Regions from separate parts of the Mus musculus genome. Here regions 1, 2, 4, 5, 6 and 7 are each linked to region 3. Evidence: chromatin loops called from intact Hi-C (ENCODE). Cell type or tissue: heart. All regions are shown on one strand. Region 1 overlaps Gm30804 (a long non-coding RNA gene). Region 2 has its middle 44 kb from the start of Gm30998. Region 3 holds the start of Sdk1 (sidekick cell adhesion molecule 1). Region 4 overlaps Sdk1 (sidekick cell adhesion molecule 1). Region 5 has its middle 5.8 kb from the start of Gm30804. Region 6 overlaps Sdk1 (sidekick cell adhesion molecule 1). Region 7 has its middle 29 kb from the start of Gm38730.

The links. Peaks named below come from ENCODE experiments on the same cell type or tissue, not always from the same donor. Only the 100,000 strongest peaks of a DNase experiment are listed, where the experiment ranks them.
Region 1: a loop joins it to region 3, with 5 times the contacts of the local background. A loop is called at or near these places in 4 of 42 quality-filtered maps.
Region 2: it touches region 3 in a loop (12-fold over the local background); 14 of 42 quality-filtered maps call a loop at or near these places.
Region 4: a loop joins it to region 3, with 2.1 times the contacts of the local background. A loop is called at or near these places in 2 of 42 quality-filtered maps.
Region 5: a loop joins it to region 3, with 2.8 times the contacts of the local background. A loop is called at or near these places in 3 of 42 quality-filtered maps.
Region 6: a loop joins it to region 3, with 2.0 times the contacts of the local background. A loop is called at or near these places in 2 of 42 quality-filtered maps.
Region 7: it touches region 3 in a loop (2.8-fold over the local background); 3 of 42 quality-filtered maps call a loop at or near these places.

What each region holds. Positions count from the first base shown.
Region 1 is chr5:140,867,075-140,871,074 of GRCm38, reverse strand. It overlaps Gm30804 (a long non-coding RNA gene), which reads right to left. Exons shown (of 4, transcript XR_377172.3): 3 at 1,349-1,453. Among named protein-coding and RNA genes, the nearest start is that of Gm52831, 16 kb to the right of the region's middle. In heart, a CTCF peak has its summit at 1,852 (motif pointing left); no DNase peak of the experiment used is centred here; H3K27me3 peaks cover 482 bases.
Region 2 is chr5:142,317,660-142,321,659 of GRCm38, reverse strand. No RefSeq gene overlaps it. Among named protein-coding and RNA genes, the nearest start is that of Gm30998, 44 kb to the left of the region's middle. In heart, CTCF peaks have their summits at 1,952 and 2,159 (motif pointing right); a DNase peak (open chromatin) is centred at 2,159.
Region 3 is chr5:141,238,894-141,242,893 of GRCm38, reverse strand. It overlaps Sdk1 (sidekick cell adhesion molecule 1), which reads right to left and starts at 1,360. Exons shown (of 45, transcript NM_177879.5): 1 at 802-1,360. The coding sequence starts at 1,045. In heart, CTCF peaks have their summits at 1,370 and 1,576; DNase peaks (open chromatin) are centred at 1,513 and 3,273; H3K4me3 peaks cover 3,195 bases; H3K27ac peaks cover 2,346 bases; H3K27me3 peaks cover 775 bases.
Region 4 is chr5:142,208,104-142,212,103 of GRCm38, reverse strand. It overlaps Sdk1 (sidekick cell adhesion molecule 1), which reads right to left. Exons shown (of 45, transcript NM_177879.5): 45 at 1-183. Among named protein-coding and RNA genes, the nearest start is that of Gm52792, 75 kb to the right of the region's middle. In heart, a CTCF peak has its summit at 1,978 (motif pointing right); no DNase peak of the experiment used is centred here.
Region 5 is chr5:140,845,049-140,849,048 of GRCm38, reverse strand. No RefSeq gene overlaps it. Among named protein-coding and RNA genes, the nearest start is that of Gm30804, 5.8 kb to the left of the region's middle. In heart, a CTCF peak has its summit at 1,681 (motif pointing left); no DNase peak of the experiment used is centred here.
Region 6 is chr5:141,908,819-141,912,818 of GRCm38, reverse strand. All of the region lies in intron 5 of Sdk1 (sidekick cell adhesion molecule 1), which reads right to left. Among named protein-coding and RNA genes, the nearest start is that of Gm52792, 220 kb to the left of the region's middle. In heart, a CTCF peak has its summit at 1,653 (motif pointing right); no DNase peak of the experiment used is centred here.
Region 7 is chr5:141,091,685-141,095,684 of GRCm38, reverse strand. No RefSeq gene overlaps it. Among named protein-coding and RNA genes, the nearest start is that of Gm38730, 29 kb to the right of the region's middle. In heart, a CTCF peak has its summit at 1,851 (motif pointing left); no DNase peak of the experiment used is centred here; H3K27me3 peaks cover 1,486 bases.

The DNA.
Region 1 (4,000 bases), 370 kb after region 3:
GCAGAATACATGCTGCCTAGTGAGCCCCAAGGATCCCTGGGATGGAGAGCCCAAGATACCATCCCTGGTTTGTTGATGTGGATTCTGGGGATTGAACTCAGGTCCCCAAGCTTGTCATGCAAGTACTTTACCAAGTGAGCCACCTACCAACCCAATTTTGAGTAATGAATCTCTGGGAATCGGAGCCATGAAAGCCAGTCAAAATGTGTGTGTGTGTGTGTGTGTGTGTGTGTGTGTGTGTGTGTGTGTGTGTGAGTGATGGCGCGTGCTTGGAGACAAGAGGACGGATTGCAAAAGTCTCTCTTCTCTCTTTCCACCATGTAGTTCTCAGGGACCAAAATCATGTCTGTCAGGCTTGATGGCCAGCGACTTTGTCTGCTAGATCATCTCACTGAGACTTTATTCTCAGGGCCTCACTGCTGACCCTGCCTGTGGCTCCACTATTCGCACTGCAGGGGAGACTCCTCCTGAATCTCTACCCGTCCTCCCTGCAAACACAGGAGCATGTATCAAGTGGCCAAATTCTACAAGGCCAGGGTGCAGGGTCAGTGCACCCAAGATCAGACCAACATGCCTAACCCACTCAGAGAAAAAGGCCAACGTCTGGTGTTTGCAAACCTTCCAAGCAACACTCTAGGACCTGTTGCTGGCAACCTGAGACTTGCAGCTAGACTAAAACTAAAGAGTCAGGGCCAGGATCCTTTCTGCTATCTTACAAAGGGACCCTGGCCCTGGGCATGTTTGGCAACCTACACAGTTAGTGCTACAGATCCCACAACCAAAACTGGAGCCCAGGGGGTTGGGGGTGTGGCTCAGTTGATATGGTTGCTTGTCTGAAATCCCAGCACTCAGGGGGTGGAGGTGGGAGGATCAGATGTTTAAAGGCACGTCCTGGACTTTATGAGACCCTCTCTAATAAGTGAGTTAAGTAAAAATCGTAAACAGACCTTGAAGAACTGGGTGTGTGGCTCAGTGGATAGAATGTTTGCTTTACATACATGAGTCACTAAGTTTGATCTCCAACACCACACACACACATCTGGAGCCTTGGATACGTAGCCCAGAACTCACCTCTGAAAAAGCTCACACCATCCTGTCCCTAGAGACCCTGGCTTCTCCAAATGAGCAAATGCACAGGCCATGCATTTTCCATGGATCGGGATGAAGGGCGCTGCGGTGTGAACAGCTGGGTAGCCCTGGTTCTCTAATGCCAGACCCCTTGGCTGCATTTGTCCCTCCCTGGATTGAGGAAGACACCCAAAAGGAGGGAACACCAGCTCTCCTGAGGCCAAAGTCAGTCCCAACCGTGTACCCAGCCCAACAGAGGTACTGGAGCCACCTCACGTACCTGGCATTGAAGTTTTCAGAACTTGGTTCTGCTGCGTTTGGAGCTGAGCTTAATGAGCTGTGTCCCTCAAGGGAGGTGCTTTGTGAAATCCGCCCTGGGCAGCTCCTGCTGGTGCAGACGGAAAGCAGAGCCATAAACTAGGGAGGAGGCATACCCAGTGCCCACAGACCTGGAGATGGGAGCTGACTTGGGGGCCAGGTGTCGGGAAAACCCTCAGGTGGCTGATGGAGGAAACACTTGTTCGATTCCTGTGTCTGTCAGTCTGGTCTCAGTCCTTCATACTTGACTGAAACTACCATCCATGTGGCATTTTTCAAGGTCTCTCTTTTCTTTTGCTTTCTTTTTGGTGGGGAGAGAGACAGAGACAGAGACAGAGACAGAGACAGAGACAGAGACAGAGACAGAGACAGAGACAGAGACAGAGACAGAGACAGGGAGCGAGCACATAGGAGCAAGTGATCAAGCTAGGAAGGCTTCTAGCACCCTCTAGTGGTGGGAATGGCATCACTGTGCCCTCTGTGTATCTAGTTATATATATGTGCTTATTTAGGTATGTGTACATATGAGGCTGTTAAGTGTTTACATGCATGTTCCAGCACATGCATGTGTATGCACATGTGAGTATATGAACATGCGGTGTGGGTGCACATGCATATGTGTATTCTAGTATGTGTGTGTGGCTGTAGATACTCATGTTCATTCATGTTAAGTGCTAGGGGTCAGATCTGGGGGTGAGGGTCGGGGGACACATGTGAGCACAGTCCCACCATGAATGCCTGGATATCCTCCTAACTGTTCTCCAGAGACCTCAACACTCCATGCTGTGGTAGCCAGCTTTCCCCTGAGCTGAGTGTCCCCCTCAGACCACTGATCTGCCTTCCAGTCAGAAAGGTGGAAGTCAGGAAATGGGGACACAAGGAGAACCTTGATTCCCTTACCCAGAGCTCTACAATCCTAGATGCCCTAATCCACAGACACATGGCATTGTCTGGTCACCCCATAGTTTGCTTGAGTAGAGCAAACAATATAAGCAGTAGGTCAGCCCCTCTACTCCCCACCCTTTGCCACCCCACCCTACCCCAAAGCCATTCCTCAAAATCCTACTGTAGTAGTTTGGATGGAAAAGGCGGCCATAGGCTAATAGGGAGTGACACTATTTGAAAGGATTAGGGTGTGTGACTTTGTTGGAGGAAGTGTGTCACTGGGGATGGGCTTTGAGGTTTCAGAAGTTCAAGCCAAGCCCAGTGTCTCTGTTTTCCTGCTACCTGCTGGTCTAGATGTGGAACTCTCAGCTCCTTCTCCAACACCACGTCTGCCTGCATTCTACCATGCTTCCTGCCATGATGATAATGGACTGGACCACTGAACTGTAAGCCAGCCCCAATTACATGTTTGCCTTTAGAAGAGTTGCTGTGGTCATGGTCAATAGAAACCCTAAGTAAGACAAGGGTGGTCTGTGTGGAGGGAAGAGCACTGATAGACCCTGAGGGGTCTCTCAAGATGGACTCTAGAGTCCCTGGCTGCTCCTGATTGATTATACCATGTACATAGTTCCAGTGGGCCTCTGGGTTTCCAGCTGTAAAATGGGCTCAACATTATGAAACTAGATCATAGCACTGCACATTTTACTGTAGTGTGCACATTACAACAAGTTTGTATCTTCATTAAATGGGGAAAAATAGCCAATCAAATGTGACTTTCTCAGTCAGCAAGGAAAGAGAAAACACAGAGGTGTGACACATGGGGAGGGGCACCCCCATAACATTTGTCACAATCTATTTTGTTACAAAACTCAAGGGAAAGAGCTGGGGATCTAGCCCATAGGTAAGGCACTTGTCACGCAAGCATGAGGACCAGAGTTTTGTCCTCTGAAAGCCCACATGAAAGCAAGGCAGGCATGACATAATCCAGCTTTTGGGAGGTGGAGACAGGAAAAGCACCTGAGCAAGATGGCTAGCAACTGTTCAATCAGCAAGCTCTGGGTTTGATTGAGAGACCCTGCTTCTGTAGATAAAGGAAGGTTGGTCACAGAGATGCTCTCAATGTCAGCCTTCGGCCTCTACATGCACACACACACACATGTCCATGTGCACCCACACACTTACCATTCATATATGCAGATATATGTACCGAGGAAGAATCTGCATAGAAAGTATTAGAATTCTATAGAGCTGGAAGCCAGGAACAACACAGGTTCATTCTACACCTCTGCAGGTTTTTGTGTGTTTGAACGGATTCATGCAGAGACAGTACAGCCAGGTAGGGTGGTGCACACCTATTATCCAAGTATTTTGTGGGCGAGGCAAGAGAACCAGGAGTTCCTGGGCTTGGATAGCAAGACCATGCTTAAAAATAATAGATAGATAGATAGATAGATAGATAGATAGATAGATAGATAGACAATTGATAGATAGATAGATAGATAGACAATAGATAGATAGTGTATTAGTCAGGGTTCTCTAGAGTCACAGAACTTACGGATAGTCTCTAGTTAGTAAAGGAATTTATTGATAACTTACAGTCGGCAGCCCAATTCCTTACAATTGTTCAGTCGCAGCTGTGAATGGAAATCCAAGGATCTAGCAGTTACTCAGTCTCACACGGCAAGCAGGCGAAGGAGCAAGAGCAAGAGCTAGACTCCCTTCTTCCAAT
Region 2 (4,000 bases), 1.1 Mb before region 3:
ATTAAGAGATCAATGGGAGCTTATTGATAATCCTGATGGTGGATGCACCTCTTCAGACTTGAGTGCTTGCTGCCCTGTAATCTTGTTTGATCCCCAGATCGGCCCACAAGCTCGTCAAGAGCATTGGACATGTCCTAACCCGATTAGAGATGGAGAAGGACTCAGACAATTTCATTTATCGGAAGAAAGCTGAGAGGGAAGGGGAGGGTTCGGGTTCCTTGGGAAAGGGGGGAGTAAGCTCAGATTCTGCAGCGCTTTCTGGGCACTCTCATCTCCTCTCTGCTTTCCTGAGCTGTGGATGGATGCAGGAGGCAGGAGCTCAGAGGCGGGAGCAACCTGAGAGGCCTCTCATAGATGAGAGGATATGCTGATGTGGAGCGAGCCTGCCTATCTATCTATCTATCTATCTATCTATCTATCTATCTATCATTTATCCAAGGATCACTTATCTCTATAATCAATCTATCCATAAATTTGTCATCTATGTATTTTCTATCCACCTATCATCTATACATATCTATCGTTTGGCTACTATTTATTCATCTGTCATCCGTCTACTTATAATCTACCATCTATCTATAATGTATAGTCTATCATCTATAATCTATCCATCTATCATCAACATCTATCTCTACTCCATGTATGTATCCGTCATCCTTCTCGCCAGCCTGGTCATGGTGTTTCACCACAGCAAAGTAACCCAACTAAGACAGCATACATACTTTCCAATTAAACAATTGATGAAAGCATTTAGGTAAGGTGAATTAGGCAGGAATATTAGGTAGGTAGACCTCCTTCAGCTTCCATTTTGGTCTTCCACAATCCCACCCTAACTCTAACTTCCAAGCCATGCTGCTGTCTACAGTTCTGCTACCTTCTGGAATGCTTTTCCTGACTCTAAATGTTCTTGACCAAACACACCTCACTTTAGTCAACCTTGCCCCAGACCAACTTGTAAGTAATTAGACCAGAAGATCTAGGGCTGTGTTAGCTTTCTGGCACTGCGATTAAAACACCTAGAACAAGAAACGTACAAGGAGGAAAAGTCTATTTTGACTCACAGTTTCAGAGACTTCAGGCCATAGTTGCCTGGCCTTGTTATCCTGGGCTGTGGCGACACAGTACATGGCAGCCAGAGCACATGCTGGAGGAAGTCAGCTCGCCTCACGGCAATTGGGCAACAGAGAGGGAAGGGCGCAGGTGTGTGTGTGTGTGTGTGTGTGTGTGTGTGTGTGTGTGTGTACAGTCCTCCTCAAGGGCATGTTCTCCAATGACCTAACTTTATCCTGTTTGTCCCGAAGTCCTAAAGTTGCCACCAATTCCCAACAGCCTCGTCAGCTGAGGACCAAGCCAGCCTGGGATCTTTCTTTCCTTTTTTTTTTTTTTATTAAAGGATTTATTTATTTATTTATTGGTTTTCTGAGACAGGGTTTCTCTGTGTAGCCCTGGCTGTCCTGGAACTCACTCTGTAGACCAGGCTGGCCTTGAACTCAGAAATCTGCCTGTCTCTGCTTCCCGAGTGCTGGGATTAAAGGCGTGCGCCACCACTGCCCAGCTGGGATCTTTCTTTCCTGATGGTCAGTCGTCACTTGGATTGTTTTAGAGGCAGACATGGATTCCGGGCAGCAATCACCTTGCCTAAGTTGAGGCAGTAGGAAAACACTATAAGTCTCATTCCGATCCAAACCTCACATCTGTCTTCCGATTTGGGGCCATTTTGGGCCGGAAGGAGTAGTGGAGAGGGTGAGACCCGGTGGGATTCCTATGCTTGCTCCCCTGGCTTCCCGAGCAAGTAGCTACAGGCAAAAGTGAGAACGAGAGAATGAGAGGCAAACTCGTGGCTTCTGATGCTGTTCTGTCCTGCCCAGGCCAGTGGAGCAAATAGTTCAATAGTTAAAGTTGCACACTATCCCATTCTCTTTTCTTCCTACTTGAGAGCCCAGTCGTGGCACTGTCTGAGCCTGGCTTCTTGGAGAAGCCAAAGCAAAGACGCACAGAACTGAAGAACGTGAAATTCTAGCCGCAGCATCATCATGGCTAACTGTGTGACCCCAGGAGTGTCACCACCCTCTCTGGACCTCCTTTTCTTTAAGTTTGTGAGGTCATTCCACGGTCTATGGCATGGGCCGAGACGTGAGGCTGGGCAACTGACAAGAAGTGACCACAAGGTGGCAGTAGAAGCCTGAGATTTATTCTGTTGACGACACTTGGCCAGATTTATGTGAAGGGCAGTTTCAGGGGCTAAGGTGTGGGGCCACCACTTAGGGAGAGTTGGGACGCTGGAGGGGCTGGGATCAGAGCAGCCTCTGGCTCACCTCCATGATGTCTCAAGGTAACTTGATCTCTTTGTGGCTAGATGTGCCTTGTGCCTCAAGTACATGAATGGACATTGGGCTCTGTGTGTGTGTATGTGTATTTTGTAAGTTTTTTTGTTTTTTTGAGACAAGGGTTCTCTGTGTAGCCCTGGCTGACCTGGAACTCACACTGTAGATGAGGCTGGCCTTGAACTCACAGAGATCTACCTGCCTCTGTTTCCAGAGTGCTGGGATTAAAGGTGTGTACAACCACCACCTGGCTATTTTGTAAGTTTTAAAAAATAACATACTTAAAAAAATAAGTTAAGACTGTTATGGTAGAGCCTTTAATTCCAGCATTTGGGAGGCCGGAAGAAGAAGAAAAAGAGGAGGAGGAGGGGGAGGAGAAGGAAGAAGAAGAGGAAGATAAGAAGGAAGAGAGCTGGACAACACAATTGTCTTCTGGTCTCTATTTCTCCGGCACACAGCGTGCACACACACACACACACACACACACACACACACAGAGTCTGAGCCAACCATTTTTTTGTTACTGCTGTTGCTAGTCCCTAAACAATGCTGTCTAGCAACCGTTTACACAGACTTGACCTTGCATTAGTCTAAGTAATATAAAGAATACTGCAAGTGCGTGGGAAGATGGACATGGGTTCTCTACAAGCACCATCACATCTATACAGGGCCTACGTATCCACACAATGTTCGCCGAGGGTCCCAGAACTGAAGCTCCAGGCATCCCAAGGGCGACTGTATTACTGGGATTTAAATACATCGAGGAGGATGCATTTGTGGGCGATCTTGAGCTTAGCCAGGCTCAAGGACATCTGCGTAAAGGAACAAATGTCCAAATGATGCTACTTAGAGAGAAGTCCCTAGGCCAGGAAGATGGCTCAGTGGGCAGAGCTCATGTAAAGTCAACATGATAGTGCATACCTGGAATCCCAGCACTTCTAAGGCAAGATGGAAGGTGAAGGAAGGCAAGAGAATTCCTGGAAACATATGGGCAGGGTAGCCTGGTGTACACAGCGGGGCAAACAAGAGACCTGGGCTCCACCAAGGGGCAAGGACATGATTGACAGCTGAGCTTTTCCTCTGACCTCCACTCATGTGTCATGGTAAGCATGCACCCCTACTCACAGGAACACACACACACACACACACACACACAGTGTACACACACAGATAAAAAGTAAAAATAAAATACAGTACCTAAAAAAAACATCCCTTCAAGGGTAAATTTTCCGGTCTTGAAAGTCACTTTAAGATGAAGCAACGTGAGACTTAGTCTGTCCCTCAACGAGGGCAAACAAGCTAAATAGACTTTTCTAAAGTGCTGCTGGGACTCTGTCATTGCTATTCGGCTTGTCACACAGCTCTGTCAAGAAGCCTAAATTTAGATGGTTCCTTGTTCGGAAACCAGGACATTCCGTTTTTGTCCGAAAAGCAATGACACAGAATTGAATCCTGTTCAGTTGCTGTTAATTCATAAGACATTTGGATCCAGCTGAAGAAATAGAGATGTTAATTGCATTGTTATTTATAGTAGCGTAAATTAGAAAAAAAATCTAAGTGGTAAAAAAGGAGAAAATAAACTGTGGTGTAGTTAATCAAGGAATATTATGTGAACATTAAGAAGGATGGTCAGGCCGGGCATGCCTTTAATCCCAGCACTTGGGAGGCAGAGGCAG
Region 3 (4,000 bases):
ACTCCAGTGTGCACCTCCACAGCCCAGCCAAGGGGTATGCATCCATAGTTCACCCCAGAGGTGTCACCCCAAGACTGTGTAACTCTCTATAGCTCAGCCCTGAGGTATCTACCTGCAAAGTCACCTCAGTGATGTCCACCCCTAATATAGTTCACCCCAAAGGTGTCACCCCAAGACTTTGCAGCCCTGAAACTCAGTCCAAAGGTATCCACTCATAACATAGCCCATCCCAGATGGTGCCCACAAAGTATACCACAGGGTGTCACCCCTCAAGCTCAGCTCATAGGTGTCCACTTGCAAAGTCACCTCAGAGATGTCCAGTCATAATGCATACCAAGTGGTGCCCACAAAATTCACCCAAAGGTGTCACCCAAGATTGTGTACCCCTAAACCTCAGCCCAGAAGTATATTACTTGCAAAGTCACCTCAGGGGTTTCCACTCATATAGTACATCCCAAAGGTGTGACCCTAAGACTACACAGCCCTGAAACTCAGCCCAGATATACCCACTCACAACATAGTCTATCCCAGGTAGCACCCACAAAGTACACTGCGGGTTGTCACCCCAAGATTGTGCACCCCTGAAGCCCAGCCCATAGGTGTCCACTTGCAAAGTCACCTCAGAGATGTCCACTCATAATACAGACCAGGTGGAGCCCACAAAGTCCACCCCTGGGGTGTCACCTCTGGCGGCGCGCGCTTCAGGAGTCCACCCCGGGACTGCGCACCCCTAAAGCCCACCCCGGGAGGCACCCACAAAGTCCACCTCGGGGGTGTCTCGGCGGTCAGGCCCGCACCTACCTTGCGCCAGCGCCCGCAGCAAGTGCAGCTGGAGCAACAGCAGCGCCCACCACCCGCGGCCCGGCCTCAACTTTGCCGCCCGCCGGCCCGCGCCCGGCCCGGGGGTCCTGGGCGCTGCGCGCAGCCCTGGGCACTCGGGGTCGCAGTGGTGACCGGTCCGGCTCCTCCGCGGCCGCCCGGGCCCCGCTCGCTCAGGGGGCGCCGCGACTCCGCCGCCCGCCACCGAGGGCCGGGCGCGGGCCATGCCGCGGAGCCGCCACCCCCGGGCGCCGCGGGACGGGCAGGGCGGGCGGGAGCGCGCAGACCCGCTGAGGCAGCGGCGAGCGCCGAGGGGCGGCGTCCGGGCTCCGATGAGCAGCGAGCCGGGTCGAGGAGAAGTTGTCAGCGAGCGAGGAAATGCCCAGCACGTCGCCCCCGCTCCTCGCAGCCGCACAGCGCCGGCCCCGCAGCGCTCTGTGAGGGGAGCTGAGCAGAACGCCTCTGCCGCCGCCTCTGCCGCCGCCGCCCCCGCCCGGCGCTGAGGAGAAAGTGCGCCCGCCCGCGCGCCGGCTCTCGCCTCGGCCGCCGCGACCGCCGCGCCCCATTCACAGCCCGGCCGCACGCGCCGCCCGCGCCCGCCACCCGCATCTGATTGGCCGAGCCCGGCGGCTCTCGCGCCTGGGACCCGCCCCCACGGCGCTCGCTTGTTTTCAAACTCGCCGCGCCCGCCCGCTTGCAATTTCGTGCCCGGGCCCAGAGCGACTTCCCGCGCCCGCTGCGCCCCCTAGGGACCCGCGGCGGGGATTGCAGCCGGCGCGCCGTCTCGGCACGCGCTTCCCCGGCGGGCTTGTCTGCGGGGCGTGCTCAGGCGGGGCGGTGCCTGCTCCCTTGCCGGGAGACCCCAGGGGCTGAGCTGCACGTCCCGCGGGTGGGACGACACCAGGTGTGGCGGCCCCCTGGCACCGCAGTCCCTACTGAGCCCGAGGGACTAGGGATCGGAGGGCCAGTGGGCACGCCCCTCCATGCGTCCCGGGAGCCTTCCTGCTTCCAGCCAGGGACTCTGATGCTGGGGTGGTTCCGAGCCAAGTTGCTGTCATTGCAAAGGAGAAAGGCGCGCGATCGAGTTTTCAATTCCCAGCAATCAGAAGCACCGTGGGGCGCAAAGACGCAACCTATTCTGAGGAGTGGACATGGCTTTGGAAGAAGTGTCCAAGGTCATGCGTGGCCAGCAGGACCACAGTACAGGGTACTTCCCGCTGTGCGTGGGAGGATTTGGAGGAAGGACCTGCAGCGTCAAGGATCGGACATCCCAGGGCCTGGGGAGTCTGCAGGGGTGGAGAGGTCGGGATGGGCGCGGACCCTCAGCAGCATGTGGTAACCATTAGCTGAGTTTATAGGGTGAACTAAGCACGCTGGAGCCTAGAGGCTGGGACTTTTGTGAGAGGGAAACTGGAGAGAGAGGCGGGTAACAGTCCAGTCTTGCGTTTTTAGGAGTTATCGGAGAGCTTGTGATGGAGTTTGAGTGAGGTCATATATGACTAGAAGGCCAAAGAGACAGCGAGTGTGCCCTGCCAGGGGCTGGCTCCCTAGGAAGTGTGTTGTGTCAGCTTACAAGTACTTGTGATTGATGATTGTCCCTGCTAACAAAAAGCCCCAGGCAAGGGGCTGAGACTCGTGAGTTAGCGCTAATTCCTGTTTGCAGAGTCCCTGTACTGAGCTGCCTCTTGACACATCTGCCTGTGTTAACAGTTAAGGAAAAGTGGGGAAACTGACGCCCAGATAAAATTGGTGGGTTATGAGCTCTATCTGAAGACCCAGTCTCTGCCTTTTGCCCTTTCCTACACATGCTATGAAAAAGCAAAGGAATAAAAACTGCATCTAAAATATTCACTGTTCTCTGGGGCGGGGGAGGGGGGGTGCGGGGGGAGGCAGGGCTTCTAAATGGGCAATGGTTGCTAGGTAAAAGAAGTGTCCCCTCAGCGATGGCACCCCGAGAACAAGTGGATTCTGGCAGGAGTGGAGGAAGGTGGTATTTGTAAATTTCTGTTGCCAACTATGTGGATTTCTACAAGCTTACAGGCTTATGTAAATGCCAAGAGAACGATAAATGAGCAATGTCTGCTGTGCTAGGGGGTGGGGCACGACGCGGGGACACTGGACTCTGGGAGGGTCCAGGCAGCATCACCTCCCCCACCAAACTGCTGTCACTGGTGTTTACAAACGTGAAGTGACCTCTAAGGTCAAGGGTGCAAATCTTGCCCTCTCCTCCTTTAAGCACCCCTGCCTTGCTCAGAGATGGAGGGTGGAGTGGGGGCAGGGGCAGGGCGAGGTTGAGTATGTACCTGCGAAGCAGTTTTATCTGACCTGGTGGGCTAGCGCTGCTCTTCCAAGTTGTGAAATTTGGGCAAACTGCTGATTAAGTTTCTGGAAAAAAAGTTGGGACTAACTCCCATCTCACAAGTCTGTTGCAAGAAAATGACCTAATCCGCACTCAGTAAGAGCTCATCGCTCTCCCTGGCCTTCTCCCTTCCCCTGGTCCCCTGTGGCAGTGCTTGTCAAGAAACACCCTTGCTCCACCAGTTTCCTGTAGCTCAGCTTTCCCTATTACCTATAATATCTATCTTTATACCCTTATGACAAGGGCACCAATGGGACTTAAGCAGCTTCTTGACTTCTGCATACTCCAGAAATGTCCACAGCTTTTTTTTTTCCTGTGATTTAGCTTGCAGTTAGCAGAAAGCTTCATGCAAACTTGCTTGCAAATGAGAAAAGGAAGTCAGGGTATGGTCGGTTTATGGGAGATCAAGATAGAAGGCATTGCTGCTACAGAGAAGGTCTGGGGACCCCTCAGGGAAATGTTCTATTCCAGTATCATCCTGGGAAAGTAAGGCTCTATTACAGCCTCCATCCTATAGTGGAAGAAATGAAGCCAGAAGGGTTTAATACAAGCAAACCAGCTGTGCTGAAGTCAGAGCAAGAATCTGGCTCTCCAGAGTCCTCCTCTAAGTCTTTTCCCTGCCAGCCTGTATGCCTTTTACAGGACCCATTAGTCACTATCTGGAAGTGTGCTTGGATGATAAGTAGTCTTGCCCCCACCCCACCCCAGTAATAACAATACAGAGAGAAGCCAGGTATGGTAGTACAGACCTATAATCCCAACACTTGGGAGATTGAGCAAGAAGATCACAAGAGGCTAGGGAGGTGTCTCAGTGGGGAAGAG
Region 4 (4,000 bases), 970 kb before region 3:
GCTCTGTGTGGTGATGACCGTGTGCAGGTGTGGGCCGGCTTCTGCCCCTGCCACCGCCTCGTACCTATGTGGTGCTGCGGCAGGGGGACGCCGCTTCCAAGAGTTGTAGTAGGTGGGGTCGCTCATGTAGTGGTTGACGAAGGAGTGCTTGGGCAGGGCTTCCTCATAGTCTGAGTCAGAGGCCTGAGGACGAGACAGATGGACAGTGTGAGCCCCAATGAGAGAGGGAGAAAGGGGGGGGTGATCTGGAAACAGGGATACACCCGTTAGTCACCCAAGATGGGGGTGGCCTGAGGGTTACCTGTTTTTGGCATTCTCCTGTAAGCTCAGGACAGGCCTATGCTATACCCCACCCTGGGAGATGGCTACAGAGTCCCCACAGAGTCCATAATTGCTAATGTTAATGATGGTGGAAAGAGTCACAGTCTGGTGCTGTGTCACCTATGGTAGTTGGAATGCAAATGTCCCCATAGGTACATTTTTTTGAGCAACTGTTCCCCAGTTGGTGGCGCTGTTTGGGGGTGAGGTTTAGGAGGTGTGGCATTGTTGGAGGCTTCGAGAGTTCCAGGCCCTGTCTCACTCTGTGTATCTCTCTCTCTCTCTCTCTCTGTGCCTGTGGTTCTAGGTGTGGCACTCAGCTTCCTGCTCCAGCTGCCATGCCCGCCTGCTGTCATGCCTTCCCACCAGCATGGTGATGGATTCTATCCCTTTGGAACCATAAGCCTTAATAAACCCTTCCTTCTATGCGTTGCCTTGGCCTCAGTGTTTTGTCACAGCGATAGGACAGGAAAGTAACCAATGCACAGATTGGGCTCCCTTCACTGAGGGGAAAGGAACCCTTGGCTTCAATGGAGAAAAGAATTTTGGGGGTGAGCCAGTGTACTGGCTGGTTTTGTGTGTCAGCTTGACACAACGGGAGTTATCACAGAGAAAGGAGCTTCAGGTGAGGAAAGGCCTCCATGAGATCCAGCTGTGGGGCATTTTCTCAATTAGTGATCAAGTGGGGAAAGGCCCCTTGTGGGTGGTGCCATCCCTGGGCTGGTAGTCTTGGTTCTATAAGAGAGCAAGCTGAGCAAGCCAGGGGAGGCAAGCCAGTAAGTAGCATCCCTCCATGGCCTCTGCATCAGCTCCTGCTTCCTGACCTGCTTGAGTTCCAGGCCTGACTTCCTTTGGTGATGAGCAGCAACATGGAAGTGTAAGATGAATAAACCCTTTCTTCCCCAATTTGCTTCTTGGTCATGATGTTTTGTCCGAAACCCTGACTAAGACAGCCAGTGAGAAGCAGAGTTGGAGTTTGTTTTAGTTTTATTTATTTTTGTGTGGTGTGTTTGCATGTGTGTGGGTTTACATATCCATCTGCTCACATGTGGAAGGCAAGGAAAGATGTTGAAGATGTCTTCTGGTTTTCTGTTCACCGTATTATTTTGAGACAGGGTGGATCTAAAACCTGCCATTTCTCCTTGGCTGGCTGGCCTGCAGGTCAGTAGGATCTGTGTGTCTCTGCCTCGGGATGGGCCTGCTGGCAGTTCAGCTTTTATGTGGGTAAAGTTTAGACTTAGGTCTTCTTGATTTCACAGCAGAAACAATTGGGAAAATGCCTTACAGCTGGATCTCATGGAGACATTTCCTCACCTGAAGCTCGTTTCTCAGTGATAACTCCAGCCTGTGTCAAACTGACACACATAACCAGCCAGTACACTGGCTCACCCCTGAAATTCTTTTCTGCATTGAAGCCAAGGGTTCCTACATGGCTGCTCTTCCAGAAGACTGGAGTCCCATTGCCAGGACCCACAAAGCTACTCACAGTCATCTATGACTCAATCCCTAGGGACTCTGACACCCATTTCTGACCTCTATGGGTGCTTCATGTCCATGGATACAGACATACATGGTATACAGCCATACACATACAAATTAAAAGATTCATTTTTAATTTGCACACATGTATGTCTATGTGTTTGTGAATGTGTACATGCAGTTTCTGTGGAATCCAGAAGAGGGAAGCAGAACTCTCTGGAAGGAGAGTTAGAGGTGGCTGTGAGCTGCTTGGTGCCAGGAACTAAATGTTGGTCTTCAGTAAAAACAGCATATGCTTTTAACCTGAGCCATTTCTCCAGACCCTTAAAAGATATTTGTTCATTCATCAGAAATACTAGGATTAAGAGAAAGACTTGGGGGGGGGGAGGGACAAGACACCCCGAGAGCATGCTGCTGCAGGTGTGGGCTTCTCCAGAGGAATTGACTTTCTGCATCTCTACAATCCCCATGCATGCCATTCTGGAGGGGCTTAATGCTGTTATCTTCAAAGGGTTGCTAAAAAAGATAATGAGGTCACAGGTGGGTTCCTAGCAGCACCTGATAGAACTTCACCTGACAGGGTAAATGTAGCTCAAGGGGGTGGGGCATCTTTTTTGAAATTCTCGGAAATGCCTGGGAGAGAAATGAGGCCCCACCTGAGATCATACGCATGCAGACTTCAAGCTGGTTCACTGCCGTTTAATATAACATATCTTTATATGGAAGGAATGTTGTCTCTATGTCCACATGCTTCACTGTAAATGTCAATCATTCTGGACTCCTCCATTCAGGGGTGGGAGGCTTCAGGCAGACTGCAGCGTTGGAAGGTGTGCCTTCCTTTTGGTCCTCTTTCTCTCCTGCCTCAGGGCATACACTTATGAGGGACTGGGGATGCTCCTGGCCTTGTTTGTTTGTTTGTTTGTTTGTTTGTTTGTTTGAGACAGGGTTTCTCTGTGTAGCCCTGGCTGTCCTGGAACTCACTCTGTAGACCAGGCTAGCCTGGAACTCAGAAATCCGCCTGTCTCTGCCTCCCAAGTGCTGGGATTAAAGGCGTGTGCCACCACCGCCCAGCTCCTGGCCTTTGATCTGCAAGACCAAGGTGTGAGCTGCCAAGAGGGAGCCACCCTCTGTGGCCTCTTGCCATAGATTCACACTGTGTCCAGAGAGGCTTAGAGTCTGCAGCAGTGCAAGCTACTGGGACAAGCCAATGCCTGCATCTTCCTCTGCTGTAGTGCCGAGACCCCAAGCATCCTCCACTGCAGCCCCTAGAGCTCCACTGAGCTCCCGGAGATGCTGAGGATTTGAGGGTCTCAGTTCATTTTGTACAATATGCCAGTAGCACGGGTTAGAAGTGTTCAGTTAGCTCTCCCTCCCTCCCTCCCTCCCTCCCTCCCTCCCTCTCTCTCTTCCTTCTGCTTTTTGAGAACAATTTCACCATGAAATGCAGGCTGGCCTCTCTCTTGAGATTTCCATCCTCTTGCCTCCGCCTTTCAGCTTCTGGGATAAAAGGTGTGAGCCAAAGCAATGTCTGGCTTAGTCTATGCATTTTTCTGAAATTAAGTAAAATTATTTTCTCCTCTTTGTGTTGTCACGAGAAAGATCACTGAAGGAGATGGAGGCTGGAGTGGGTTTTAGTGAGTCTTCAGTGAGCTCCCGGTAGAATACCCTATCCTTGTAAACACGCCTTTGGCTTCCAAGCAGAGACCCTGGGAAGACCTGTGTCTGGCAGGCTGGTTCAGGTGCCAAGAGGCTTCCTAGACCCCCGGAGCCCTGGCATGCTCCTCATTGCTTCTGATGGAGGGTATGCAAAGCCACAGCCACATTAGCTATGCCCCACAGCTCTGTCCCCCCAGAGGCAACTACAGCTTTGTCAGGAAGCAGGCATGGGTGCCCTGCTGTGAGACAGGGCTTCTCACAGCAATACAACAGACAGCTGCTATTCCTCACCTGAGAGTCTCACCAGTCTGAGTGAATGACCCACACCAGTGCCTTGCTGTTGCTAAGGGAGTTGTATTCTGGGATTCAGAGATGCTTCTGGAACTGTAAGAGCCTGCACAGCCCCTGGGATAGAGGAGGCCCTAGGATGTGCAGGGCAGATCCAGAGGCTCCTGGGAACTTTTGGATACAAATAGAAATGGGATTCTTTTTTTTTTCCCCACTATGTTCATAGCAGCCTTATTTATAATAGCCAGAAGCTGGAAAG
Region 5 (4,000 bases), 390 kb after region 3:
GTCAGAGGACCAGAAAAGGCTTAGACAGCATTCTCAAAGCAGTCTTTGGTCCTAGGCCTGCCTGGCTGAGCCAGGCTTTAAACATAAACAATACAGGGCTGGAGAGATAACTCAGAAGTTAAGAACATTGCCTGCTCTTCCAGGGGTCCTGAGTCAGTTCCCAACAACCACATGGTGCATGGTGGCTCACAACCATCTGTAATGGGATCTGATGCCCTTTTCTGGCATGCAGGTGTACATGAAGATAGAGCACTCAGACATGAAAAACATAAATTACAACACACACACACATACACACACACACACACACACACACACACAAGCAGTACAGTCGAGGGAGAGGCCTAATAGTCACAGAGTACCCAGTTCTCAACCTGGTATTAATAGATACAGTAATGGTGGGCAGTGTCCTCTCTCCTCAGGCTCCCAAGCTTCGGTTTCTCCAGCTGCCCAGTGAAATGGTTTAGTGAAACTAGCTAGGGGGTCTCTAAATTCTGCCGGCTTCGCACGCCATTACAGAGCTTACACAAATGTCCCTCCAGACCTTCCCAGGCCTCAGAGTCCCACCTGTCAGTTCATGGTGGACAGAGACTTGCAAGGGCCAAAGTCACAATCAGTTAGTGGTGTAAAATAAGGATAAGAAGTTAGGTTGTGCCCCTGCCTGGCCTACACTGGGCACAGGCAGGTATGGCCCTGTGATGTGCAGGAAAACAGGAGCGTCAGGACATCCCCAGAGAATAGGTGTTGACTTTATAGCCAAAGAGAGGGCTGAGACATGGACAAAAGGGTTAGTTATAACCACAAATAAAACATAGATAGATAGATAGATAGATAGATAGATAGATAGATAGATAAACTCTGCTTCATTAGGGCAGGGTGTGAGAAAAAAAGGAAGTTCTGGACTTTCCCTGGCTATTGGAATATTTTATTTTATTTTATTTTATTTTATTTTATTTAGTTATTTGATATATATGATGAGTACAATGTAGCTATCTTCAGACACACCAGAAGAGGGCATCAGATCCCATTACAGATGGTTGTGAGCCACCATGTGGTTGTTAGGAATTGAACTCAGGACTTCTGGAAGAACAATCAGTGCTCTTAACCTCTGAGCCATCTCTCCAACCCTGTTGGAATATATTCTAGATTTCAGTTATATCGGCTGGAGGCTGGATAGGACAACCTAGCCTGAGAAATACCTGGAGGGGGCTCCTGAGGCTTGAAGCCTGAATTGTAAGCTAAGCCCTAGCACAAGTAGCTGGACTAGGCCCCTGGGAGAGATGGGGATGGGACAGGTTTGCTCCCCCAGAGCCAGCTGAGGACTACTGTTCAATCTGGGAGGTTTGCTGATGTTGATGAATGGCCCTGTGCAGCTGGTCTTTCAGGAGGCCTAGGCCGAATCTGATGGGTGGTGGCTGGATGATGCCAGAGAGTCTCAGCCTCATTGTTCCCCACTTATACAGAGAGAGAGGTGGGGGTAGACTCTGTAGCGTTCTCATCTACAGCTGTCTAGCCCAGTGCTTAAGATGCTGGTCACACCTGTCAGGTTCTGGGGGAGCAAACCTAGGTAGGTGCTAATGAGAACAAACAGCAGGCTGCAAGCAGAACTCAGAAAAGATTTCTCCCAGTGCCCAGGACACAACAGAGCTTAGCAGTTTCTGTGTGTGGCGTGAGCGACCTCTGGTGGTTATAAATAGAATTTCAACCAGCGACTCCCCAACTCCTCCAAGGTTCTCTAGGGGAAAGTTGGGCCACCAGTGAGGGGAGCAGGAATTTCGCTGGTGCCTGAGGACCTGGCAAGGATGCCTAGGTGTGAGACCACATCCTCTCCCAGTCAGAAGGCTATTCATTCATTTACTCATTCATTCCTCCAGCATTTACTGAGTGCCCAGCATGAGGGATAGCTGGAAGAACATCATGACAGAACGTGCACCTAAGAGAGAATGGGAAATGAGTGTGTACATAGTAGGTACTTTTTCAGGATGGCAAGATGATCAGTAAGTACAGACTCCTCCTGCCAAGCCTGAAGACCTGAGATTAATCCCTAAGACATACATGGTCAAAGAACAGAACAAACTCCCAAAAGTTGTCCTCTGACATCCACATGAGCTCTGGAGCACGTGAACGCAGATCTACACATGCAGACAGTGTTTTATTGTCAGAAAGATGATACTCTCAAGCCTGGCATGGTGGCAGAACTGTGTAACCTCAGCACTCTGGGGACTGAGGCAGGAGGATCATGAATCAACTAAACCAAAAATGTCCAGGCCTCAGGAAAGGGACAAGAAGCCTGGACTGGAAAGGACAAGGAGACGAGGCTCAAAGGCAAGTGAGTCACCATCTGAGAAAGGGAAACCATTTGCTATGTGTCCCACAGAGATCAAAGTGGCAAACACATGGTATATTCATCCCTGGGCCCTGAAACATCTCAGTGCCCAGCCAGCATTGCCAGGAACAGGCCGTCCCCTCTGCCCAGGTCACTTGCAGCCCCAGCATGGGTAGGATCTGCTGGCCTCCATCCCCAGCTCTGCCCAGAGGCCTGGTTCTCAGAATACTCCACTGGTTCATGGAAACAACCCAGTATCAGCTCTTCTGAACAAGAGGACCTGGATTTTCACCATCTCCCAGTGTACAGCGATGCTTCCGGGCACTGCCTCAAGTGGGTGTCACGTTCTCGACGTCACCAGTTGTCACCATCTCACGGGACTAGGAAAGAGCTCGAGTACAACCTGTTCCTACGACTAGTTGGTGGCAGAGATCAGGGAGACCAGGGAATACTTGATTCCCTGTGATGTCACCATGTGTGTGATGTGGCCTTAACCTCAAGGCAGAGATTCATAGTAGACAGATATTCTGCACAGCAGCAAGTTAACTGTTGACTGAAAAAAGAAAAAGTAAAATACAACTTTGCTGTTAGAAAACCGCACAGAAGCTAAACCTGGAAGTGCAGGCTTAATTACTATTCCAGCTACATCTAAGGTAGGAGGATTACAAACATCTTCCTGGGCTGCACAGTGAGTTCAAAGCCACCCCAGACCACTACATGAGACCCTAACTCAAAGCTTTAAAGCGAAGGCTGGCATGATGCCTTAGTGTGTAAAGGTACATGCCACCAAGCTGATGATCTAAATTAGATCCTAGAAGCTACATGGGAGATGGAGAAGACCAACTCCTGAAAGCTGTCTGCTGATGTCCATATGCATGCTGTGAGTGCTCTCCCCACCCCTAAATAAATATTGAAAACTAAAATGAAGAGCTAGTGAGATGAAAGATGCTTGCTGCTAAGTCTAACAAATTGGATTTGACTCCTGGATCCCAAATAGCAAAAGAAAGGATCGACTCTCACAAGCTGTACTCTCACTTCCATAGACATGCCCTCCCTACATACACACACACACACACACACACACACACACACACACACACACACACACACACACCATTAATTAATTAGTAAAGCTAAAAAGTTGAAAGAAAACTGGAAATGTAGCTCAATGGTAGAGCTCCTGCCTAGAATCCCCCAGTGAGGGACTGGGGTGTGGCTCAGTGGTAGAGCACCTGCCTAGAATCCCCCAGTGAGGGGCTGGGGTGTGGCTCAGTGGGAGAACCCCTGCCTAGAATCTCCCAGTGATGGGCTGGGGGCGTGGCTCAGTGGTAGAGCACCTGCCTAGAATCCCCCAGTGAGGGGCTGGGGTGTGGCTCAGTGGTAGAGTCCTTAGTTAGAAAGTACACAAGCCAGCATCACAAAAAGAGACAGACGGACAGACAAAAGCTTTGGGGTTTTGTTGTGTTTTTTATTTTTTGTTTATTTTTTGTTTGTTTGTTTGTTTTCTGCACTGTAACTTAATTGGTCCTTGCTGGTGCAACTTCCTGGAGGCAATGTTCAAGGGTCTGGGTTTGAAGGCCTGGCTGTCTGCATTGGAATCCTGGCTCTACCAACTGCTAGCTGTGGGCTCTCTCTCTAGCACATGACCAAACCTCGATGTTTTCCTGTTTCTCA
Region 6 (4,000 bases), 670 kb before region 3:
CGAAATTGAAGTTATTTTCCCTTGCTGCAGCCCCACTGTTCGGCTCACCGGCCAGAAATTACAGCAATTGAAGCTGAAGGGAAATTCATAGTCTGGTTAGGAGGAAACTTGCTTAGGAAGCCACAGAGCCAGCCACCATGCCTGGGATGGCTCCATTTGGAAGACTTTGCTGGACAAGGGTAAAATAAAGTAGTTTTCTATTTCATACCATCCCCCACTGCCCAAGTCAGGCAAAAAAAGCCTAACAGGCCCAAAGGGATCAGGACGTGAGGAGGTCAGGACTCGAGGAGGTCAGATTCTTGAGGTTTCCGTTTGTAGTGGAGAGGAACCCCATGAGCCAACCAGAGCCCCGCAAGTTAGAAATCTAGAGCCAAATAAAACCCCTCATTTGCATATTTAGTGATTCATAAAATTAACTGCCAACAGGCTGTAGTACTCAGAGCTGAAGAAGTTTTTTATCAATCGCTGTAGTTTCCTTTCTTGTGTATCCCCCACCTTACACACACACACACACACACACACATACACACACACACATACACACACACACATGCTCACTCCAACAGGCTGGCAGACATTTCCTTGGAGCCCTTTTATGAGAATCAATTTATTTTGATTTTTAGATTTTAATTTAGTTCTCTCTCTCTCTCTCTGTCTCTCTGTGTGTGTATGTGTGTATGTTGTCTGTGAGTGTCCATGAGTGTGCTTTCCCACATGTGTGTACACATGTGGGCGCCAGAGATAAATGCCAGGTGCTCTCCTCTATTCTTGGCACTTAATTAATTAATAACTTATTTACTTATTGAATAAGATCTCTCACTCAACCCAGGCCTCACCACTTTGGTTAGACTGGTTGAACAGGGAGCCCCTGAAGATCTGCCTGTCTCCGATCACCTCCCTCCCAGAATACGCTGGAATTATACAAAGTGCCATACATGTTCAGCTTTTACAGGGGAATTTGGGATTGAACTCAGGTTCTCATGCTTGCATAGCAAGCACTTTCTCCACTGGGCTATCTCCCCTGCTGCTTTTCTCTTATCTTGTTTCTCTTTTTCTTTTTTTCTTTTTTTTTCTTTTTTTTTTTTTTTTGGTTTTTTCAAGACAGGGTTTTTCTGTATAGCCCCCTGGCTGTCCTGAAACTCACTTTGTAGACCAGGCTGGCCTCAAACTCAGAAATCTGCCTGCCTCTGCCTCCCAAGTGCTGGGATTAAAGGTGTGCACCACCACGCCCGGCTTATCTTGTTTTTCTATTACATTCCTAGGAGGCCAAACCTAGAGCCTTATAAAAATTGCTCAGGCTGGCCTTGAACTCACTTTATGACCTAGGCAAGGCCCTGAATTTGCAATTCTGTTTTAGCCTCTGAGGAGCTAAGACTGCAGGCCTGTACCATTGGGCTGGGCTGGATAATCAAGTTCCTAAAAATTTTATATTTGGGGAGGGCAAAGTCACAAAATCTTAGAGGGTTTTTACCCGACCCACTACAAAGCATTTCTGAGCAATGAACAGTAAGAAGACAACTGGGATGTTCAATCAAATCCCTGCAGCTATATATATATATATATATCCTTTCCAGAATGGTCCCAGGAATGGAAGAGGGGCTCGTTTTCTGAGCCCAGGACAAGGCATGTTGGCATTTGGATGGAGTCGAGATTCTGTCCTCCTTGACTCTAGGGGGTGCTGTAAGGCCGAATCTTCTTTGTTACAATGTGGCAGACAGCTGCTTAAGGCTACAGAAAACTGTAGGATCAGCCTCTTGGATGCTTATTATCCCGACTTTCCACTCCTGAAAAGAGTAAGTCTTGCACTCGGGTGACACGGTGGCAAGGGGTCTAGTTTGTTTCTGCTTGTCCTCTTGCTCCTGCGCCCATCACCATATATCTCTGGGAATTAGGTGGGCCATTGTCCTTGAAGAGGGCCAGAACAAACGAGACTGTGGAGGGAGCCAGGGCACAGGGATGTTTTCCGAGATGAAGAATGGGAACTCAGAGCAGAGCAGGAATGTCCCCTTCTGCTTTCTCCTCTCTTTTCGTGAGAAGTCACTATTTCAGAATTACCCTTGGGTGTCACAACAGAGGAACAAACAAATCAGGATATCTTAAGAGAAGAAAAATATTTCTTTTCCTGTCTGCCCTGACTTCCTTTAAATGAATAAAGTCAGTCCCAGAGCGCAAGAACAGAGCACTCTGCTAAAACAAGACATTTCCTGATATGACCCAAGGTTATCTATTTAGACCAACCAGTTCTCTACTGAGTCTGCAGTGACGCAAGGAGGGAGATAGATATAAAATGTCAACACAATCTCATTTATATTTTGGTCTGAAATACACACCAGCCATAAATCTAAGGGTAGTGACAGACACAGAATTAAGTGCATAAAAACAGTTACGAGATTTCCTAAGACGCATACTTAACACACGCCCATAAACACTGTCAAGAGGGGAGAACATGACTGACAGAAACATAGCCAGGTACTTCTCATCTTTCTCCTATTGCTCTCTTTCTCCCTCCTCTCCCTCCCTCCCTCTTCCCTTTTTCTCTCCCTCCTTCCCATCCCCTCTGTTGCATGTGGGTACACTTGCCTATGTGTGTGTATGTGTGGGCCACAGGTGATGTCAGACATGTCTTCCTTGATCACTTTCCACCTTATTATTCTGAAGCAGTTTCTCTCTGAACCGGGAGTTCACAGTTTGGGCTCGGCCGCCTGGCCAGCAGACTCCAGGGATCCTCCTCAGTGGTAAGGTTACGGGTACACCCCTCTAGGCTTGGCTTGAGTGCTGGGGATCTGAACTTGGTTTCCCATGCTTGTGTTGCAATCCTTTTCCCCACTGAGCCATCTCCCTACCCCATGGGCAGCTTCTTCACATAGACTGGGAGGTAGGGGAATGAAAAATAAAGTCCTACCCAGTTTATGTCATCGCCCAGACACATTGAGAAGCTGGTCAGTATGTGCCTAGTTAAAACGTGGACGGCCAGTAATTGCTTAGCAGATTTGGACCCTGCAATGATTGATTCAAACCCATGGATGCCAGGTGCAGCTAGGATCCCGAGTCTCATGTAGTTTTAAAGCCAGGTGGGTGCTCAGCTTCTGGGAAGGCTGAGTGAATAGTAGGTATGGAGAATTTACAGGAAATCCCAAGGCAATTGTGGCAAATTACCATGGCAGCCCCAAACCTCTCTCCATGCTGCCAAGAAGAGGGTGTCATCTATTTACTTAGAAACTTGACTTAGTCTCTTAATCCATGGGGCAGCCCTTAGATGAGTTGGTAGATGCTCGGTAAGAGACCGAGTGCAGAGGAACAGAGCCAGGCCACTGCATCTTTGGTACCCAGCATAGCCACTGTAGCCAGATAGCAGCTCCAACAAGAGCAAGAATAAATACATAAGGGTCCCACTAGGAATAAACATTTTCAAAGGGTGACATCAGGAAGGACAGGAATGTCCTCAGGTGACACTGAAAAAGAATATTGAGTGGGACAAAGACTGAAGTCCAAAGAGATAACAGTCTCTCTCTCTCTCTCTCTCTCTCTCTCTCTCTCTCTCTCTGTGTGTGTGTGTGTGTGTGTGTGTGTGTGTGTGTAGGCCAGATGTCAACCTTGGCTGTTTCTTAGAAGCTGAGCACCACTCTATTGATAAAGTCTCTTACTGGAGAATTGCTGGTGAGACTGGGATCTACCTGTTTCCATCCCCCCAGCACTAGATTACAGCCCCCCCGTGTTGTATGCATGTGAATGTGTGGGTGTGCATGCCCATGACCACACATTTGGAGATATGACATCCAGGATTTTCCTTGTGGAAGTGCACAAGAGAATAAGAGACTTTATTCTGGTGCCGAATGTGAGCATGGCCTGGGAAAACAGATTCAGGTTTCCTCAAATACCATGCTCCACTATGGAAGTGGTTGTGTGAGATTTTATTAGTTACAGACTCAAGAAAGTCATAAATCAAGCATTTACCAAGCACGGTGCAAGGAGCCACAGTTAGGTGGTTACAGCAAAGTGG
Region 7 (4,000 bases), 150 kb after region 3:
ATCTTATATCTTGGGTATCCTAGGTTTGGGGCTAATATCCACTTATCAGTGAGTACATATTGTGTGAGTTCCTTTGTGATTGGGTTACTTCACTCAGGATGATGCCCTCCAGGTCCATCCATTTGCCTAGGAATTTCATAAATTCATTCTTTTTAATAGCTGAGTAGTACTCCATTGTGTAGATGTACCACATTTTCTGTATCCATTCCTCTGTTGAGGGGCATCTGGGTTCTTTCCAGCTTCTGGCTATTATAAATAAGGCTGCTATGAACATAGTGGAGCATGTGTCCTTCTTACCAGTTGGGGCATCTTCTGGATATATGCCCAGGAGAGGTATTGCTGGATCCTCCGGTAGTACTATGTCCAATTTTCTGAGGAACCTCCAGACTGACTTCCAGAGTGGTTGTACAAGCCTGCAATCCCACCAACAATGGAGGAGTGTTCCTCTTTCTCCACATCCACGCCAGCATCTACTGTCACCTGAATTTTTGATCTTAGCCATTCTGACTGGTGTGAGGTGGAATCTCAGGGTTGTTTTGATTTGCATTTCCCTGATGATTAAGGATGTTGAACATTTTTTCAGGTGCTTCTCTGCCATTCGGTATTCCTCAGGTGAGAATTCTTTGTTCAGTTCTGAGCCCCATTTTTTAATGGGGTTATTTGATTGAGATGAAAGGATGGACCATGTAGAGACTGCCATATCCAGGGATCCACCCCATAATCAGCATCCAAACGCTGACACCATTGCATATACTAGCAAGATTTTATCGAAAGGACCCAGATGTAGCTGTCTCTTGTGAGACTATGCCGGGGCCTAGCAAACACAGAAGTGGATGCTCACAGTCAGCTAATGGATGGATCACAGGGCTCCCAATGGAGGAGCTAGAGAAAGAACCCAAGGAGCTAAAGGGATCTGCAACCCTATAGGTGGAACAACATTATGAACTAACCAGTACCCCGGAGCTCTTGACTCTAGCTGCATATGTATCAAAAGATGGCCTAGTCGGCCATCACTGGAAAGAGAGGCCCATTGGACTTGCAAACTTTATATGCCCCAGTACAGGGGAACGCCAAGGCCAAAAAGGGGGAGTGGGTGGGTATGGGAGTGGGGGTGGGTGGGTATGGGTGACTTTTGGTATAGCATTGGAAATGTAAATGAGCTAAATACCTAATAAAAAATGAAAAAAAAAAAAAACCAAGAATCCAGCACTAGCCCTCCAAAACCAGGAAGTTCGTACTGGGACAAGCAAACTGGACTGTCCCCTCTGAAATGCTCACTTGCATTGCTAAGAGAAGGGAAGTTGTCCCACTCTCAGCCCTCACATAGATGCTCTAAGCCCTTGAGCAGGGCTCCTGTGTCCTGAGTTACTCTCAGTCTTCTCCTGCAGGTAAAGACAAGAGTCCTGTTACCTCAGGGGACCTCAATTGCCTCCCGTTGGAGGCATTAGAAATGAGATACACTAAATGAGCTATGGGGCACGGCTCAGTTAGTGGGGTGCTTGTCTAGCATGGGGAAGCCCTAGGCTCCATCCCCATCAGAGTGTGTAGCACTGCCTGCCTTCTTATGTGTGTACTTGGGATCTGAACTCATGTCCTCAAACTTGCAAGCTGAGCACTTTACCAGCTGAAACATCCCCTCTGCCCTGGTAGCCTTTAATGACTTCTAATAGATCAACTTCCAGGTCACATTGCAAAGAAAGAATCTAGGGATAACAAAGTAAGCTTGGGTGAGACACCAAGTCAATATTACCTCGGAGAATCTTCTTATCAACCCATCCTGGAGAAACGTACACACCCATCCATCTGGCCTAACTCACACACCATCACAATCACTGTGCTATACTGCCCCCTAGGGGAGCCTTGGGTGGCAACGATGACCTTCCAAAGATAGAAGAGTCCTGAGCTCCCACAGAGCTTCAACAATTTCCAAACACAGCCGAATATTCAGATTTATGTTTCCTATACTCATGCCAGGATGTCTCTTGAGCCTTTGAAAGCATACCCTAAGCTTGATCTAAAGCCATCTTTCCAAATAAGCACAATCCACCATTAAAGTTAAAACTAGTCACAGCTCCTGACTAGGTTCCAAGATAGTCCTCCTATGCACCTATGCAGCACTGGGAACAGAATTCAGGGCCTTTATGTGCTGAGTCCTTCACTGGGGGATTCTAGGCAGGGGCTCTACCACTGAGCCACGCCCCAGCCCCTCACTGGGGGATTCTAGGCAGGGGCTCTACCACTGAGCCACGCCCCCAGCCCCTCACTGGGGGATTCTAGGCAGGGGCTCTACCACTGAGCCACGCCCCCAGCCCCTCCCTGGGGGATTCTAGGCAGGGGCCTACCACTGAGCCACGCCCCCTAGCCCCTCACTGGGGGATTCTAGGCAGGGGCTCTACCACTGAGCCACACCCCAGCCCCTCACTGGGGGATTCTAGGCAGGGGTTCTACCACTGAGCCACACCCCAGCCCCTCACTGGGGGACTCTAGACAGGTCTCTAAGCTGAAATACATATCCAACCTTCTCTGTCTTTGAAGATGCTGAATTGTTTTGCATGGGTCAACTCCCCCTACATTAGAATAACCAGTTTGTGTGGGGTCTGTTTATCAAATTGTAGGCTGTGGAACAGACTCCCCTAGTGTCCTGCCTGGTCATTCAAGATATGTTCAGATATTCATGCACGATTCACGGGCAAGGCACAGAAAAGCTCTAGAACCCAGGCAGGTGAGAAAAGACAGGGATCTCTCTAGCTCAAGACTGAGATGTCAGATCCGATTTCCTGTGGTGGAAACATTCCTGACTTGGTGCTGATTGATGCAGATGCTACATCAAAACCTTACAATGCACATGTGTCACACACATGCACACGTTCCTATGTGCATAACCACTGTCCACAAGGAAAAATAACTTCCAGGCACTTGACCCCTCCTGTTCCATTCATAATCAACCAGGTCCTCCAGCCTGACAGACTAGATTCTAGCTTCTTTCTTAAAATTGAAAATTTTTAAATCGTATATACCTCTGTGTGGTGTGTGTTTGTGAACATGTGTGTACATGTGCCTATGTGGATTTGCTTGCCCATGTATACACAAGTAGAGGCCACAGGTTGATGTCTTCTGTCTCTGTCGATTTCCATATTGCTGAAACAGAGTTTCTCACTGACCATGGTACTTCTCTGCCACATCAGCTAAGCTGGCCGGCCAGGGAGTCCCCCTGCCTCCACCTCCTCATGCCTAATTTTGTATTCAGATGCTGGAGATCCAGGTCCTCCTGCTTGCACACCGAATGCTTTCTCACTCAGCCATCTCGTCAGCCCCATGAATGGGGCTTTCTAAGGCAGAGCTACGCAATCCTACCGTATTCTGTTTATTTGTTCAATTCCTGTTCAGGGCTGGATATGAGAGGTGAATTGTTTATACTCAAAAAGAAAGAATGGAAGAAAATGGACAGAAAGAAAGAAGAGAGGCAACCAATCACCTTTTATGGCTGCTTTTCAAGAGTTTTGCCAGTCTCGATAAAAATAATAATAATAAATAAAATTCTTATTTTATTTTCACAGGGAAAAGTTCATTTCTATTCTGCTGCCGAGGGAAGGTGTTACTGATTTATTTAAAATAGTTATACCAGATTACAACATTGAGATAGACACGTACGCATTAGCGTTAGCATGAGTGACAGCAAGAGAGAAGCCCACATTGTTTGTTTCTGAACACAAAGTTAGAACCGGCTGCGCCCACAAACGTCCAGCGTCCCCAGCTCCCCTAATGACAGGCACCTGCAGATGAATGGCTTCCTGCTGAAACTTGGCACTTTGGTTCATTTCTGCCATAATTGGCGTGGTAATGCATGCGACTCCTGCTTCAGAGGGAAACGCAGGACACACAATAGCTTTGGGAAGCTTCCCGCTTTCTTCCTGAAACTCAGCAGAGAAATCGAGAGATGGCGAACGCTGGGTCTCACACCTGACAGAGTGGTGGGTTTCTCATAAGGGCAGAGCCCACC